2 separate regions of the Homo sapiens genome follow, and region 1 is linked to region 2. The links are chromatin contacts, found by Hi-C or POLR2A ChIA-PET in ENCODE. All regions are on one chromosome and are shown on one strand. Each heading gives the region's core, a stretch centred on a gene start or an enhancer-like site at or near the end of the contact. The rest is flanking DNA. Distances are from core to core; before and after follow the strand shown.

The links. A loop is a pair of places that touch in the nucleus more often than their neighbours do. ChIA-PET counts read pairs that join two places held with the same protein, here RNA polymerase II (POLR2A). Pooled maps may share reads with other maps.
Region 1: a loop to region 2 is called in a pooled map, with 2.6 times the contacts of the local background. The contact joins two enhancer-like sites. A Hi-C loop is called at or near these places in 5 of 50 pooled maps. POLR2A ChIA-PET finds 5 or more read pairs at or near these places in 2 of 52 experiments (GM10248 and activated T-cell).

Annotation. Positions count from the first base shown.
Region 1 is chr1:100,186,075-100,192,155 of GRCh38, forward strand. It overlaps DBT (dihydrolipoamide branched chain transacylase E2), which reads right to left. Exons shown (of 11, transcript NM_001918.5): 11 at 845-6,081. Among named protein-coding and RNA genes, the nearest start is that of LRRC39, 11 kb to the left of the region's middle. RefSeq lists an enhancer at 2,591-2,740. Within about 2 kb of position 2,782, at least 10 of the 41 ENCODE cell types and tissues checked have a DNase peak (open chromatin) inside an H3K27ac peak, as active enhancers do.
Region 2 is chr1:99,805,200-99,811,784 of GRCh38, forward strand. No RefSeq gene overlaps it. Among named protein-coding and RNA genes, the nearest start is that of FRRS1, 42 kb to the left of the region's middle. RefSeq lists an enhancer at 4,075-4,575. Within about 2 kb of position 3,677, at least 4 of the 41 ENCODE cell types and tissues checked have a DNase peak (open chromatin) inside an H3K27ac peak, as active enhancers do.

The DNA of each region.
Region 1 (6,081 bases), core at 1,532-4,031, 380 kb after region 2:
GCAAGGAAAACTCTTAAATAACAGACTGTACACTTGCCAAATGTTAATGGGTCATTCTTCTCCATATTTTGAGATTTATATTAGAAAGTTATGGCTACATCCTAACTTGAACCACTTGGTCTCACAAAACAGAGACTGTTTCTAAGGAGAGGTGGGGAATGTTGGTGGACACCAAATGTCTTTCCCCTGGACCTTAAACTCTGATTCCAGTCAGTCTCATATGACTTCTGCTACATTTCCCCACAGTTTCAATCTTTTTTTTTGAGACAGAGTCTTGCTCTGTTGCCCAGGCTGGAGTGCAGTGGTGTGATCTGGGCTCACTGCAACCTTCACCTCCCAGGTTCAAGCAATTCTCCTGCCTCAGCCTCCCAAGTAGCTGGGACTACAGGCACCCACCACCACACCCAGCTAATTTTTGTATTTTTTAGTAGAGATGGGGTTTCACTATGTTGGCCAGGCTGGTCTCAAACTCCTGACCTCGGGTGATCCACCCACCTCAGTCTCCCAAAGTGCTGGGATTACAGGCATGACCCCGGCCCACAGTTTCAATCTTTTAATACCTTAAATATTTAAGTTACTAAAATAGCTAAGAAAAATTGTTCATTTTAAGTGCTAATTATTCCCTTTTCTTTTTTCTATTATTAAATATGTATTTTATGAATAAAAAGTTAATGTTTTTAACTAGGAATTAAAATGTACTTCTGATTTTTAGGTTTGTTTTGTGCCAGTTGTCATTTTTCATACACACACACACACACACACACACACACACACGCACACACCCCACCATCAACACCACCACCACCGTCGTTTCTGTAAACCAATCAACAGTGGAGACACTAGAGACTATTATATGAAAACTGTTTATTCTATAGCCTACTGGGAATTGGCCAGAAGTTAGAAGGACATTGGAAATGACTTTTAAATCTCCATTTGAGAAAAAGCATGCCATGAGTCTAAATAACCAATTTCATTTAGCAAACAAAATACAAGTAAACAAAACACAACTTCTCTGATGAATGAAGTGGTTACCATATTTTTTCCCATTGTGTAAAGATAGTTCTCATATGAAATATATCACCTAAGCAGTAGTAATCAGAATATTCTGCAAACTTATTGGGGGTAATTTAAACCCCAAATCGGAAGAATAGAATAAAAGACATAAAAGTCTTTCTTCAAAAGAAAAACAAAACAAAACAAAAAACAATACCCCTTCGGTGTCAAATGATACAGAAATGGCACTGGTTTCCTATATGTTGACTGAGATACTTTTTACTGCATAGCAAATTAAAAAGATATGCTCATCCCACTTTTATTTTTATGCACTACTTTTAGTTCTGCAGAAATAAAAGCTATACTGAATTTAAAACTTTTTACACACATAATCCTGTGCAAACTATGTAATACTTTGTTTGTAGGATATTAACCCAACTTTCTAATATATTTTGTATATGTCTCTTTTTGTTTATTTGAGACAAAGTCTCACTCTGTCACCCAGGCTGGAGTGCAGTGGTGCAATCACAGCTCACTGCAGCTTCGACCTCCTGGGCACAGGTGATCTCACTTCAGCTTCCCGAGTAGCTGGGACCACAGGCGTGCACCACCAGGCCTGGCTAACTTTTTGTATTTTTTTTTTTTTTTTTGTAGAGACGAGGTTTTACCATGTTGCCCATGTGGGATATTTTGTATACATTTCAAAAGGCAACTACAAAAATTGGTTTTTCATATTTCTACAAATATTTTATGGAATGTTTAATATCTTGTAAATGTGGAAGCTGTGACAAATTTTTGTATTTAGAAAGTATGACAATCTGAAAATCAACATTTTACAGAAGTGACACCATTCTGTTGAAACTGGAGTATACTGCACTTATATATCATTATTTCTAATATACACCTAGTTATTAGAGAAATTAGTGCACTAAAGGACAGTGGTGGTTTTTAAAAATGATTTCTTCACTGTGGCAAGTTTGTCCTCCTCTGTCCAAAGCAACAATTGAACCAACAGGCCCTTCTAATCTTATGCCAGCAACACAATGGGATCGAGGCCAGGTTCTTGTGCAATTTGTGAAACCTTTGGTTTGCAGAGTTGTTAGCGTAGTGGCTCGGCTCATCAGCTCTGAGCATTTGAATATCTAATGTTTCAAACTGTTAGTCCTGTTCTGATTTATATTCATCCCTGCCATTCCTATTAACTTAATTACACCTGCCCACAACTTAATTTACTTGCCTTTGTTACTACAGTTTGAACTCCAGCTACATTTTTCTAAGAAATTAAATTGCTAGGTTTTTATAGCTGACTGCACTCTTAGAACTTCTCTACAGACTTTATGATCTTTTTGGACTTTACTTTTTAGCACATCTTAGGAACTATTATGAAGTTTTCTCGCAGCACACTTGAAGTTAAATAGCTTTTTCCAAGTTTAATACAGTTTGATGGCTCTTCTCGGGGTGTAGATGAGTGGGGGCACTTACATTGCCCGTTGGAGGAGACTCTGCCTTCTGCTCAGCCAAAAATCAGTGTGAATCCCTTTGACTGTTCCATCTTTCCCCATATCAAACCTAAATTATTGATCTTCCACCTGTTCTCATTTCTTCTGTCCTGTCTCTTGTTGAGTCACAACAGCTGTTCCCCATGCTCTGCGTGGTAACATTCCACATGGTACTCCATAAAAGCCTGATATAGATGACCTCTCTATAACAGAACTGCAATTATTCTTGTCATGCTTCAGTTGTTTCTGTGGCTCTCCTCTGGACTCTCTCCAAATTCTCCTGCTCAGTTTTAGCAAGCTGGCCTGGAGTTCTCTCACACGGTCTGGCTAGCACAGTAATTTGCTTGTGGTTAAAAGCCTTTGTGCTCAGTACTGAGACTGCCACATAATGAATTTTCATTTCCATTTTATTCTGAACTTGCAAACATCAGAGATTCGTGCTATCTTCAGTGTTTAAGTGGTAATGCCTTTTGTAAAATAAAGGAGGCTGCAGGCCAGGCACCGTGGCTCATGCCTGTAATCCCAAAGCTTTGTGAGGTGGAGGCGGGCAGATCACTTGAGGTCAGGAGTTCGAGACCAGCCTGGCCAACATGGCGAAACCCCATCTCTGCTAAAAATAGAAAAATTAGCCAGGCGTGATGGTGCATGCCTGTAATCTCAGCTACTTGGGAGTTGAGGAATGAGCACTGTTTGAACCCAGGAGACGGAGGTTGCAGTGAGCAGAGCCGAGATCGCACCACTGCACTCTAGTCGGGGTGACAGAGTGAGACTCCATCTCAAAAATTAAAAAAAAAAAAAAAAAAAGCCTGTGGTTATTTTGATGGGATAGCAAGGATAACATGAACCATGTAAGGTTTGGCATAAATAGTTCATAGTTGACCTGGTCTGTCTGACTGTCTGAGATGTCACTGAGTCATTTGATGACCTTGAAATGCTAAAGCATTGGAATGAATGTCTGTAGATCAGGACAGAGGTGGGTTCAGAGAACTATTTAGGAGACATCTGGGTGGGAGTTGTGGCCAACACTGATTACAGGTGAGCACTGGGGAAAAAAGCCAGGATTGCAAGGAGTTAAAGATCACCCATTCAAGAAGTTTGGCAGAAGGAGCAAGACAGGAAATTTATTCATTTAGTGGCAGTCAGAGGTAACAATATAAGAAAAGCATTCTGAGTCTTCTTTTAGGCAAACTGAAATTTGCCATTAGAGAAGGGAGTTCTTTGTTTTTCGTTTGTTTTAGGGACTATTTAAAAAATAAGAACATTTGTGTCTTATTAGTTAAGGCAGCACTATCCAATAGAATTTTCTGTGATGATGGAAACAGTCTACATCTGTGCTATCTGGTATGGTGCTATAAGCCACATGTAGCTATTTAAATTTAAATTTAATTAGTGTGGCTACTGAGCAATTGAAATGTGGCTAGTATATCTGAGTTGAATTTTGATTAATTAAAATTAAAATTTAAATTTAAATAGCTACATGTGGCTAGAGGCTACTGCATTAGACAGCTCAGAGTTCGAGTTTTACTAACTAGACTTGCAGATTAATCTCAAAATATTAATGTCTTAAAACAATAAAAGTGTATTATTCAACTATCACATCCAAACCAATTGGTGCTAGGGTGTAGGGAGGGGAGCATTCTGCTCTGCCTAGTCATTTGGAACACTGGCTCCTTCTATCTTGTGTGGTGCCATCTTCAACCTTGAAGGGTGCATGTTGGAGGGGAAGAGATAGAATATGAAGAATCTCTTGAGAAGTGTTATGGGCCATGTCTGGAAATGGCCTACATTACTTCAACCCATATACCCATATTCTAATAGTTACAAATAAATGACATGGCTCTACCTAACTGCAGGCTGAAAGAAAAGGAACAAGGTTTATGGACACATAACATTACCCTGCCACAATGAAATTTGTAGAGGTCTGGGATCAGTCTCTAATACCTCCTCCATAAGGAAATGGAAATAAATTTTAATCAGTGTGCTAAGGGAGTAAATCTGGTACAGTTCTGGATGTGAGGAAGAGACTGAAGGATCAAAGTGGGGCAATGGGGGTTCAACATGGGGCAGGGATCAGGAGGAAGAGATGGAATAAATAATAGAGGACAGAAAACAGTTGGTATTTGCTGATGGAGAACCACTTCTCGGAAAGAGAAACAAAAAGAAAGTGTGAGAATAGAAATTTTGAGGTGAAAAGGAGAGAAATTCAAGGTTCTTAGATTGAATCACTTTGTCTGCTCTGAGGTTATTTGCTTATTATGACAAGCCTGGGAAGACGTTTGGGTAGGTGCTTAAAATTAGAAGAAAAGACCCGAACAGGTACTGTAAAGAGTGCCTTGGGCATGCGCTGTAGAATTTGGAAGGCATTTGTTTCAGACTAATCTGGTAATCCAGATATTTCACAGAAAGTGTCATGTAAATTCAAATAGGTATCTTCTTTTTCTCTTGATAAATATTCCTGTGGTAAGCCATGGAGTTCTGTTAATCTTCTGTTTGACCAAATAACTAGGATTGGGAATTTTAACTTAACCTTTTACCTTTTACCATAATTAAGGTGCCAGTATAAGAGTAGAGCATTAAAGCTAGTGAGTATATTAACACGCAAACATTTTAAGAAAAATCAGATGAATAGAGAATACTGAAGTTAGTAATTCACATTTTGACAGCATCAGTTGAACTGTCAGCATAACATGAAGTTTGAGAGTAGAATTATTTCTCAAATTAACATTGAACTTAAACTGGGAAGAAAATACAAATGTTTTTTGTTGGAGAAATTATAAAATCTTGGAATTGTAACAAACAGCTTCACAGTTTAATAGTATCTTATGTATTTGCCTTCCACTCCCTACTCTACTGCCACCTCAGCTTCCTCTCTATCCATGTCATTAAAGAACTCTCTTAGAAAAATTCATAATTTAACACGAACTGAGGTGGGATGGGGTGGGAAGGCAATGCCTTACTTTACATAGTTAACTTCCTTTTTAATCTGCCCATAAAAAAATTCTCCCAGATTCCCATTCTCGATCCATGTAGTTGAATGAGGATGGCTGACTCCTAGGCTCCAAAGGTGACTAAGACTCAAGTGTGGACAGAGTATTCTATTCTCCTGCCCACACTGATGGGCACATGAACCAAGAAAGACAAAAGGTCTCCTGGGGGTGTGTGTATATATATGTGTGTGTGTATACACACACACACACACACACACACACACACACACACACACACACACACACACACACACAGAGTCTTGCTCTGTCGCCCAGGCTGGAGCGCAATGGCACAATCTCAGCTCACGGCAGCCTTTGCCCCCAGATGCAAGTGATCCTGCCACCTCAGCCTCCTGAGTAGGTGGCACACAGGTGCATGTCACTTCATCGGCCTAATTTTTTTTTTTTTTGGTATTTTTTGTTTTTTGGTTTTTTTGGTAGAGCTGGGGTCGCCCAGGCTGGTCTCAAACTCTGGACTCAAGAGGCCCACCCATTTAGGCCTCCCAAAGTGCTGGGATTATAGGCATGAGCCACTGTGTCCGGCCTCTCTTGGTGATTTTGACTGGAAATGATGTGGGTTCACACACATGATCCAATCTCAA
Region 2 (6,585 bases), core at 2,427-4,926:
CCTTCCTACTATTCTACAGAAACATTAGAGACCTACCATGATAACTTTTGTAGCCTGTTCTAAGCTTTTTCTCTGGGATATGAGATCCTCTTTCTCACACCTCAGTCATTGGCTGGAGTTCTCATGACCAAAAGGATTTTTTGAAACCACCATGACACCTCATCTGAATTCAAATATTGCCTCTGGTCTAAGTCTTCTACACCTCACTGAACAACGGAGGTTTCTTTGTGCTGAGATGCCAAACCAGAGGTGGAGGAGAGGTGGGGAATAAAGACTGAAGTATCAGAAGATGGCGGCGTGGGCAAGTTCATACTGAGAAATAGTCTGGTTTAGGGTCAAATACTGGAGCATACTTTACTTTGGACAGCAAGTTACCCATCAAGAGCTATTTCTATAAATTGATCGATTCTGCACAGAACTACTGTATTAGTTGGTTCTCACACTGCTATGAAGAAATACCCGACACTGGGTAATTTATAAAGGAAAAAGTTTTTATTGACTCACAGTTCCACATGGCTGGGGAAGCCTCAGGAAACTTACAATCCTGGCAGAAGGCAAAGGAAAAGCAGGCACCTTCTTCAAAGGGTGGCAGGACAGAGTGAGTGCAAGCAAGCGAAATGCCAAATGCTTATAAAACCATCGTATCTGTTGAGACTTACTCACTGTCGTGAGAACAGTATGGGTGAAACTGCCCTCATGATCCAATTACCTCCCCCAATCCCACCCTTGACACATGGGGATTATGGGGATTATGGGGACTACAAATCAAGATGAGATTTTGGGTCAGGACACAGCCAAAGCATATCAACTATCCTCCTCCCCTTACCCACTGTCTTTTTGGTCGAAATTGGACACGCTTCACAACCAAACTTGCTTCAGTTATGCTAAAAGGATAACATATGAGAATTTCTCAGGATTAAATATATTTAAGTCTATAAGCCAGAGCTGAATAAATGCTGTTCTGGTTTTCAAAAAGAGTAAATTAAATTTTACAAGCAACAGAGCTTAATAGCAAGCTCAAACTCTAAAATGAATAAACTAAATAATGTTTCATGAGAAAAACAAATGGTAATTACTAGGAGCAGCTTGGTCCATAAATAATCACTCTAGGTTAACCTCTTTTATATTAACCTCCTTATTAAAACTGGTTTCTCAGAAGCATGCCATTGACATAGCACAACTGTCCATCCAATACCATTTATTGAGTTTTACGTCTTTTAAAAACTCCTGGTTTTATTTTGGGATCAAGTTGAATATCTGTGATGAGAAGAGTAAATCCCTTTCTCCACCCCTGCCTTTTGGCACCACTGTGATGCTCTTAGACAGGTGTTCCACGCAAATGAAACATTTTTTTAAATTAAGAATGCAGATTATATATGCAGGCCCCACAAAACTTTCTTTGTATGAGGAGTTGAGATAGCTCCTGAAAGAGAACTTATTTTAAAGAAATCAGGCACAAGCTGATTCAGTAACAGAGCCTTGGTGGGAGAGAAGGGACAATTCTGAACAAAGAATGGTGTTTGACAATTATATTTATTGCCAAAAACAGTCTCCAAGGACTTATATTGCAGTCCTAGGAAGAGGGGAATGATGTAAGTAAAACCAAAGAACTGTGTATTAATTATTGCTGTGTAACAAATTACCACACATTTAATGGCTGAAAACAGTTCACATTTACAGATGCTCCTCAACTTACAATGGGGTTACATCTCAATAAGCCCACCATAAGTTGAAAATATTGTAAGTCAAAAATGCATTAAATATATCTAACTTACCGAACATCATAGTTTAGCCTAGCCTACCTTAAACATGCTTGGAACACTTACATTAGCCCACTATCAGGCCAAATCATCTGGAAACACAGTACACTGTAGAGTACCCAGTTGTTTACCCTTCTGATTGTGTGGCTGACTGGGAGCTGTGGCTTGCTGCCACTGCCCAGCATGGAGAGAGAATATTGTACTGTATATCACTAGCCTGTGAAAATATCAAAATTCAAAATACAGTTTCTCCTGAATACTTAACGTCCTTTGTCCCATCATGAAGTCACAAAAATCATAAGTTGAACCATAGTAAGTCAAGGACTGTCTGTATAAGCTCACAGAATCTGGGCATAGCTTAACTGGGTCCTCTCCTTCAAGGTCTCTCATCAGGCTGCAATCAAGGTGTTGGCCAAGGCTGTGATCTCATCTGAAAGCTCAACCGAAGAGGATGATCTGCTTCCAAGTTCATGTGGTTGTTACAATTCCCTGTGTTTTGTTGGACTGAGAGCCTCAATTTCTTGCAGCTGACAGCCAGCAGCCACCCTCAGTTTCTTTTCACTGAGTCTCCCTAGCATGGCTGCTTGCTTCATGCATGCAAACCCAGAAGGCGATCAAGAGAGTCTGCTAGCATGTAAATTAGCGCAACCACTATGGAGAACAGTTTGGTGGTTCCTCAAAAAACTAAAAATTGAGTTACTATATGATCCAGCAATCCCATTGCTGGGTATACCCAAAAGAAATGAAGTCAGTATATTGAAGAGATATCTGCACCCCTATGTTTGCTGCAGCACTGTTTACAATAGCTAAGATTTGGACAAACTAAGTGTCCACCAACAGATGAATGGATAAAGAATATGTTATACATATACACAATGGAATACTATTCAGCCATAAAAAGAATAAGATCCCATCACTTACTACAACACAGATGGAACCGGAGATCATTTTACTAAGTGAAATAAGCCAGGCACACAAAGACAAACACTGCATGTTCTCACTTATTTGTGTGATATAAAAATTAAAACAGTTGAACTCATGGACATAGAAAGTAAAAGGACAGTTACCAGAGGTTGGGAAGGATAGTGTGTGGGGCAGGGAGAAGGTGGGAATGGTTAATGGGTACAAGAAAATAGAAAGAATGAATAAGACCTATTTTATCATTTACCTATTTTATCATTTATCTGTTGTGCTATCGCACAACAGAGTGACTATAGTTAATAATAACTTAATTGCACATCTTAAAATAACTCAAAGAGTGTAAATGGATTGTTTGTTACTCAAAGAATAAATGCTTGAGGGGATGGATACCCTATTCTCCATGATGTGGTTATATCACATTTCATGCCTGTAATCAAAACATCTCATGTACCCCATAAATATATACACCTACTATACCCACAAAAATTAAAAAATAAAACTAAAAAAGAGAGTCTGTTAGCAATACAGAAGTTACAATACTGTCCAGTGTAATTGCAGTGTGACATCCCATCACCTCAGCCATATTCTGTTGGTTAAAAGCTAGTCACAGGTCTCATCCACACTCCTGTGAAGGGATTACATAAGCCATAATATCAGGGACAGGGACATATGGAGCCCATTTTAGAATCTTTCTGCCTCAAACTGGTTCATCAAAAACTCTGAAAGTCACTGGAGTATCAGCAGCATGCTTTAGTAGAGCGTAACATAAGAGAAGAAGAAAGTATTTAGTAGTGGAATCTTCTCGTCAGTGTAAGAGCACAGAGAACCTAGAGGGACTTGGGAACAATCTGAGGCTGAAGGATACTAAAACAAACTAGAATTCCTTGTATTTTTGTTTCGGACCAGCCTTAAAAGGGAAACACATTAAAGTCAGTAAATGTAAATAACCACACGGTGGCAGTAGATGCCAAGAAATTTTAAGTGTTACGTGTAACTGAGGGCATGGAAGAGCAAGTTTATCTCCCTATATGGCCACCCACGTTTTCCTTTCTGTCTGACTGCTGGAAGGAAAGGGGGAGGTAACTAGAATCTTTCCACACACTCATCCCTGAAGCACTACCCATAAAGTATTACCACTGAAGAGTGAGGACATAGACAGTTCACTGTATTCCTCCCCCAATTCCTAGAAGAGTAGTAAGGGTCTTAAGGCGGGAGAATGAGACCTCCTGAAATACTTATGAAGCCTTCCCTTATCAAGTACTCACAGCCAAATATTTCAGAGTGGCGTTAATTAAAACAATGTCATACTTGGTCTGCTGTGAAGCCTGCCTAGTTCAGAGTTGATACCACTGGGGAAATCCCAGGGGAAAATAAGTGTCAAATAAAAGAAGGAATATTATTTCCACAAATGAGAGACATTAAGGATAAAGGCTTAACACCATATAGGCATGCCTCACATATATATACAGTGCATATATTCACACGTACACTGTACAGAATTCCATAGTTAGCATTACCCAGTCAGAGTGACTAGATCTGGCATTAATAAAAGAGGAGATAACTCAACAGAATTGAGTGCTCCAAAGTTGTATTACGAGAGAGGTTTTATTATCTGAGTTTATGTATAAACCGAGAAATCTTAATAAGACCTTTTCTGATTGTCTCATATCTTCTTAATTAGTCCATATCCAAAGGGGTTAATAACTGGCACTGTTCGAATTTGTTTAATCCTGAGATATTCTACAAAGGCAGTTTGGTGTTACAAAAGTGAAAGTTCCTTATATGTTTAGGTTTTCTTTTTTTCATAGACAAGGTCTCACTATATTGCCCAGGTTGGTCTCAAACTCCTGGACTCAAGCTATCCTCCCACCTCAACCTCCCAAAGTGCTGGGATTACAGGCACGACCCTCTGTGCCCAGCTACGTTCTTTTTCTAGGTAATATAACATTCCCTTTTGCTAATAGATGGGCCAAAGAGTTTGAAAGTGCCTCATCAAATCTAAAATGGTTGTGTTTGTTTTATATAAATGACAATGGTCCAATAGTTGGCTAGTCTTGGAGGGTTGGTAAATTTCTTTCTTTCTTTTTTTTTTTTTTTTTTCTGAGATAGGGTCTCACTCTGTCACACAGGATGGAGTGCAGTGGCATAAACACAGCTCCCTGTAGCCTCTATCTCCCAAGCTCAAGTGATTCTCCCACCTCAGCCCCACAAGTAGCTGGGACCACAGGTGCAATCCTCCCACCTCAGTCCCCCAAGTAGCTGGGACTACAGGCATGCGCCACCAAGCCCAGCTAATTTTTGTATTTTTGTAGAGACCAAGTTCCACCATGTTGCCCAGGCTGGTCTCCAACTCCTGAGCTCAGGCATTCTGCCCAGCTCAGCTCCCCGAACTGCTAGGATTACAGGTGTGAGCCACCATTTCTGCCCAAGCGTTGGTAAATTTTTAACATTATCTTTTGCCAACTATATACCCATACAAATCACAATAATATGTAATCACCTGAGGAGTTAATATGAGCAAAGATCTGAATCAATTGAAAAGGTGAGCTATGTAGAAATATGGGGAAAAGATTATTCCAGAATGAGAAAACAGCAAGAGCATGTTTGTTACATTCAAGGAATAGCAACATGGCCAGCCTGCTTGGAGTACAGTGAGAATGGGATCATTTGCTAGACTCACAGAGAAAATTTTAAAAATAAGAAATAAAAGTTTAAAGAAAGAAAAGGAAAGAGTGGTGGGTGATGAGGTCAGAGGGAGAAGTAGAACCAGATTGTGTAGAGACTTGCAAGCCACACCAAGGGCTCTGGATTTTACTCCAGGTGTGATGAAAACCAGTGGAGTTTTCTGAACACAATTCGTGGTTTTAAGAGGTAACAATAAAACATATATTCTTTTTTTTTTTAGGTTTGAAAAAGGAAAGTTTATTAGAAAGGAAGAACACTGCAAATGGGTGCAGGAGTGTGCCTCAGCAAGAGAACCAAGTGTGCCCCTGACATACTCTAAGTCTTACATAAAATGTATGTGATATCTGTGATTCATACTTACTTGGAGAACTGAACAAGTGAAGAGGTCTGAATTACAATACATTTGTGGGAAGAACTGACAGAATTGGATGAATTGAATGTGAAAATAGGAGATGGAAAAATCAAGAATTACTTCAAGGTTTAGAATTGCTATGGTCTGAATATTTGTGTGCCCTCACCACCTGCCAATTCACATATTGAAACTTAATTCAACTCCCAATGTGATAGTATTAGGTGAGGCTTTTCGGGGGTGATTAGGTCCTTCAGGATAAGAGATTAATCCCATTTGTGCCACTTGCCAAATGGAATTAGTGTCCTTGTAAAACAGGCTGCCTTGCCCTTTCTACTGTGTGAGGACACAGGAAGAAGGTGCCATTTATGAACCAGGAAATGTGCCCTCATCAGATACAGAATCTGCTGGGGCCTTGATCTTAGACTTCCCAGCCTCCAGAACTGTGAGAAATGAATTTCTGTTTTTTATAAGCCACCCACTTTTTGGTATTTTGTTCTAGCAGCCCAAATGGACTGAGATAAGGGAGATGGGGAGGGAGTGGAACATGTTAGGGAGCATATCAAGATGTGGCTTCAGACAAGTCAAACTTAAGATACCCAGGGAGTTGAGAATCATTTCAGACCTAGAATCAGCAGAACTTGGTGACTAGCTAGATTGGAGTTAGCAAGGAGAAGTCTCTTGAGCTTGCTACGTTTGTCTCTTAGATGAACCATTCCTAATACCTTCAGGTTTCTTCCAGGCACATAACCAATACAACTAGGATTGAAAATCTCCAGACTACGACAAACTCAGAATATTTTCCTACAATAATTGTAATATGTTGAGTAAATGCATCTGGTTCATATTTAGCTATAACTTCTTATTTAA